2 separate regions of the Homo sapiens genome follow, and region 1 is linked to region 2. Evidence: chromatin loops called from intact Hi-C (ENCODE). Cell type or tissue: IMR-90. All regions are shown on one strand. Each heading gives the region's core, and the rest is flanking DNA. Links, peaks and the distances in the headings are about the cores only. Region 1 has its middle 92 kb from the start of ZFP42. Region 2 overlaps LINC02492 (long intergenic non-protein coding RNA 2492).

Region 1 (2,823 bases), core at 314-2,813, 300 kb after region 2:
AAGAGGAACAGGCTATGGCCTAATGCTTGCTTGGACCAGTATAAGCATGCCAGGGCAAATATTTAGGCTAAACTGTGGGAGCTAAGAACATAAAGTACATTGATTTCTTTATTATGGATAGCAGATATTTAAGAATGTTAGCACAGGTCTATGAATAAATTTTGCTTCTAAGAGAAGTTACTATGTATTCCTAATTAGATGGGGAGGAAAGTCTTTGAAGAGGAACCTCTACTTTACTTTTTACACCTGGGACCTGGTTTCTGGGTGAATGAGGGAATGAAGGATGTGAGCATAATGAGCTCAGTGCTGATTATTTCCTGAAGAGAAGTGGGCAACCAGTTCAAGACAGATGTTATGGGTCCACTGGCTGACCATGCTTTCCTGCAGAAGCCAGTATTACGGCAACCAAGGGGAGAAAGAGAGTCTCCATAACAATTAATCTTCCTGGAAGCTGAAGCACCAAATGGTTTGAGTGTTTCTTCTTCTTAAAGGGAAGGTAGTGTGGCCCATATGAAAAGGGTGGCCCATTGTGAAGCAGGAGGCTAGAAATGGGCTCTTCTTTGTGGGATGAACTGTATAGCAGCTGGTGTGGGAGCTGGAGCATAAGTGGCTTAGAGGCAGCTTCTTCTCTCCAGCAGCGGGCAGGTTGGCTCTGGGATCACCTCAGTCAATGGCGTCACCATCCAATTCAAAGATAAGGATGGAAGCAGTTATAAGTATGTTTGTACAGGCTTAATTTTCTCTGGAAAGTAGGAATGGGTCACCTGAGGATAAAAGGGGGAAGTGAATAAAGTCGGGGGACAGAACATCTGAGGTCTCAAGGGGGATTCATGAGATTTTGGATCAAGCCACTGAGGGCACATCAAAGGTTCATGGACGAAGACATGGAAGAATTATAGAACAGGGCCCAGGGCCCACCCAGTGTTGGAGTTTACAAATCAGTCACTACATAGTGGTCCTGGATCTGTTGAATAGTAGACTCTTCAAAACACACTGATAAATCCCTCCCTCTTAAAAGCTGAAGAATTGGCCCTCTCTGAAAACCACAGCACTGTCTCGCATTATAGGGATTAACCCAAACTGCTCTGTGAAGCTCGTCTAATCTATGAGCAATGAGAAAGGCAGAAGAATTTGTAATAATAAAGAAATGAAAACTGAGCTGTAGCCTTCGATTACACTGTGACATTTGGTGAGTTCACTGTCTTTCTTTAGTGTAAGAATCAAGGAACAAATTTGTTTTATTGTTTGGCGTATTATATAACTCATTTGACAGTACTGCTTAAGTTATACAACAACCCCTAATTCATATTTTTAAGCTCGTTTGAAAAAAAAATTAAAATGCTCTCACCTTGGAGCATTACTTTACATTTTGCAGCACACATTTGTAGTTTGGGTTCTTTTTAGGCAGAAATCTGAACTAACAAGTACTTCTATTTTTTCTCCAGATTCTTTACATTTCTACAGCTTTATTTCACCCTTTTCTAACATAATAAACCATTTCTCAGCAAACATTTAGATAAAATGTCACAGACTTGGAGAAAGAAAATCTAAATTGCAGATCAAAAACAAGGCCATATTAAGCATGAGAAGTGGTAGTGGGAATACAATTTACAATGTTTTGATTTAATACCATAAAGAATGTCCACAGAATAGACTGCAGGTTGGAATTCGTGGAGATGTCTTCTTTAGTTTATGTAATGAATGCCATTCTTATTCAGTAAGATTTAATCAGGCTACTTGAGACTGAGATATAAGTGTAGAGAAGATATTGGCTTTCCTTCTCCATATACTTGGAATGTAAAATTACTTAGGAAATTTTACACTGACACTACATGGTGAGGAGATATATATATCTTAAATATATATATATATATTTCTTTTTAAGATTAAGTATGAGACCTCAAAAATATTTGGACTGCAAATACTATTTTAAAGTAATAAAATATTATTTCTGTGAAATAGAAACTAAAATTGAAAAGTGCTTGAAGTATAAATTCTATTAAATTTTAGTGAAAAAATATCAAGAAAATACTCATCATATAATTAAAAATTTATTGTGTACAAATGGGTTCTGCTATTTCTAATATATTTTATTATCAATGTATTATATTCTGTTATATAACTTTATGATATTCATTTAATTTCAAGTACTAGATTTTGATATACTACTTTACCATATTTTGGTTTCTATTTCCTTTTATAGACAGGTTCACTCCCTACCACTAAAAATGTTTAAATACTTAATTTAATCTGAGACAACATCTGCAACAAAAAAACAGAACTGCTGTTGTAAGTTTCTGATATTATATGTAAAATGGCATAACAATATAATTTTATTTGAAGGTAGACTGTGTTAACTTAAATATATATATTATCAATCCTAGAGTAACCACTTTAAATATAAAGCAGCATAGCTAATGAGCTAAAAGAAGACATAAAACAGAACACTAGAAGATAACCAATTGAAACTAAAGCAGAAAATAAAGAGGGTTGAATGAAGAGAAGATGGCACACACAGAAAACAAATAGCAGGATAGTAGATTTATACGCAGCCATACCAATAATCACAGCAGATGTAAATCATCTAATATTTCAATTAATAGTCAGAAATTGACTTCCAATTTCTAGTCCGGCATAAAAGGAACCTGAAAATCATCACTGTCTCCTAACCATAAGTAAAAAGCTGAAAAACTTGATAATCAACAAGTCTTCTACATCTATCAGAGAAGTGAGCTCATAGGACAAACTGCAGCCCTCAAAACTGAAGAGACACTAGTGGATACAGACAGGTCCCACTCACCAGAGCAGAAACCTCATGGGAAC
Region 2 (2,823 bases), core at 278-2,777:
CAAAACAATGTGGGTTTCACACGGACCAATCCCCGATTTCCTGCTTTTTGTAATTTTCCACTTCTCTGACCAGACTGATCCCCCGTCACCCATGCTCTCTTCTCTCGCTCTTGCTTTAAAATGCCCAGTCTCCTCTGCACAAATAAAACTTGAGTTCAATTCATGCTGGACTTTTTCCTACTACGATGGTACGTTATGGATTAAAAAACCTGTCCTTCCAGCTTTACCTAATGGCAGGCTTTGTTTCTCTTTGGACCATGTGCATGGTGTATCTTTCTTCTCTGCTCTCAGTGTGCCAGAAGTAAAATTAAGGGATTGAACCAATGGCTAGAACATCTCCAAAATTCTTACTCACTCTGGGTATGGTCTGCTATTTTTGCATTTAAAAAAAATAACTTTTACTTTAGACACAGGGACTACATGTGCAGATTTGTTACATGAGTATATTACACCCAGGTGGTGAGCATAGTACCCAATAGGCGGTTTTTCAGCCCTTGCCTGCTCTCTCCCTACCACCTCTAGTAGTCTGCAGTGTCTCCATTTTTCCCATGTTTATGTCCATATGTGGTTAATGTTTAGTTCCCACTGGTAAGTGAGAACATGATGTATTTGGTTTTCTGTTTCTGCATTAATTCAATTAGGATTACGGATTCCAGCTACATCCATGTTGCTGTGAAGGACATAATTTTACCCTTTTTATGGCTGCATAGTGTTCCATAGTGTATATGTACCACATTTGCTTTAACCAGTCCACCACTGATGGTCACCTTAGGTTGATTTCATGTCTTTGCTATCGTGAACAGTGCTGCAATGAACATACGCGTGCATATATCTTTTTGGTACAATAATCTATTTTCCTTTGGATATACACACAGTAATGGGTTTGCTGGGTCAAATGCTAATTCTGTTTTAAGTTTTTTGAGAAATCTTCAAACGGCTTTCCACAATGGCTGAGCTAATTTACATTCCCACCAGCAGTGTATAAGCGTCCCCTTTTCTCCGTAGCCTGACCAGCATCTGTTGTTTTTTTACCTTTTAATAATAGCCATTCCTCTGATATGATATGGTATCTCACTGAGGTTTTGATTTGCATTTCTCTGATGATAATGATGTTGAGCATTTTTTCATGTTTGTTGCCCACGTGTATATCTTCTTTCAAGAAATGTCTGCTCATGTCCTTTGCCCATTTTTAATGGGGTCGTTCACCCTTCGCTTGTTGATTTGTTTGAGTTTCTTATAATTCTGGATATTAGACCTTTGTTGGATGCAGAGTTTGCAAATATTTTGTAATTCCCAGGCTAATCATATTATACAAACCCAGGTCTGTTAGCCTGAGCTGCAGTTTGAGATAAATACCAGTAGGTGGCAGTGCAGGTCACATGGTGGCTTATTCTGCACAAAGCTGCTTTCCCATGGGGGTATGCCCTTGGGAAGAGAGGACTCAGGCACCAGTCTGGACAAGCACCCTTTTGTTAACGCAAAGGAAATAAGTCAATCAAATCAACACCAGTAAAGAAAAGTATACTTAGAAATACCAAACAACAATATTAAAAGAAAAACATCCTTAAGAGTACTGTTTTCTTTTCTCCTCATACTATTTTTGAGTTTACATTGCTGCTGCATTTTATGAACTCTTTTTGCATTGCAGCCCCAGGTTCAAGGCTTGGTGGAGTCCTGTAGTAGCCACCCAAGATTTCACTGGTCTTCAGAAACTTGGAAATAATCTCTCACAATTCGTCTTAAAACCACTGAATGTATGGTTCTTATGGAGGAGAGGCTGGCTAAAGGCAAAGTAAATGTAGATTTCGTGTCTCATCACAGAGGTTCAGCAATCACTCGCCCTGTCCTCAGTAGTTCCCCAATAGTCCCCTCCCAGGTCCCCACTCACTGCCTCTGGGATGCATCCCCCACTCCCTCCCCACTCCCCTGGGGTCTGAACAATAAATGGAAAGCAACTCGGCCTCTTCCCTTTCAAGGTGGGCACCGCCACTCTAGTTTAGTGAAAAATCTTTCCCTAAAATGGTCAGATTGATAAAAGGTAGGCAACGGTTCAGGAATATTTGTGCTTCCATTAGTGAGATTTATGAACTTACTCCAACATTCTGAAACAATGGGGGTTGATGATACAGTTCCCTAAGGTTCTTTTTATAAATTTAGCTCCAAGATCTTTATTTATCTGTAACTTCTGTGCTTCTCCTGAGCCTGTGGTAACACACACCTCTTAAGCAAGGGCTGCTCAATTAAGAACACCCTAGGAGGCTTGCACCTGAAGGTTTGGCTTTATGCCAGATACCATATCTGCACTAAAGAGCTTGTCTTACTAAAGGGGCTCACTCCCATTCTTTTCCATTTTAACAAAGGTTAACTTAACTTAAACATAAAATATTTGAAATAATTCTATAGTGACTGTCCCATAGAGAGAGAGGAAATGTATTTACATTGGGAGCTCTATGGAAATTTCATAAAGTGAATAGTTCTAAAATGAAAAGACAGAAATCTCTAGCATAGGTTATATGTTCCAGTGTTATGAATTAAGTCTCAAAGAAATTAAGTTCTTCAAAAAAGTTCCTGTTATAATGACACATGCTGAACTCTTTGTGTGTGTGTGTGTGTGTGTGTGTGTGTGTGTGTTTGTGGGGCCTCTAATACCCTCATGTTTTCAGTTTATATTTTACAGTATCCCCATTTTTCAGTTGAAGAATCATAAGGAGATGCTTTAAATAGTTTGCCCAAGAACATCAAGTGAGTAATTTGACCAAGCCAGAAAAATTGCAACAAAAGCTGGGTTTCTGCATTGCATCAGCCAGAACCGTGCTTTCTCAG

The links. Hi-C counts contacts between places; a loop is a spot of excess contacts. Peaks named below come from ENCODE experiments on the same cell type or tissue, not always from the same donor. Only the 100,000 strongest peaks of a DNase experiment are listed, where the experiment ranks them.
Region 1: a loop joins it to region 2, with 4 times the contacts of the local background. A loop is called at or near these places in 2 of 110 quality-filtered maps.

What each region holds. Positions count from the first base shown.
Region 1 is chr4:187,902,245-187,905,067 of GRCh38, forward strand. No RefSeq gene overlaps it. Among named protein-coding and RNA genes, the nearest start is that of ZFP42, 92 kb to the right of the region's middle. In IMR-90, for the core only: no CTCF peak of the experiment used is centred there; a DNase peak (open chromatin) is centred at 1,627; H3K27ac peaks cover 1,005 bases.
Region 2 is chr4:187,605,328-187,608,150 of GRCh38, forward strand. All of the region lies in intron 2 of LINC02492 (long intergenic non-protein coding RNA 2492), which reads right to left. All of the region lies in intron 1 of LOC105377604 (a long non-coding RNA gene), which reads right to left. Among named protein-coding and RNA genes, the nearest start is that of LINC02492, 66 kb to the right of the region's middle. In IMR-90, for the core only: a CTCF peak has its summit at 1,367 (motif pointing right); a DNase peak (open chromatin) is centred at 1,394; H3K27ac peaks cover 768 bases.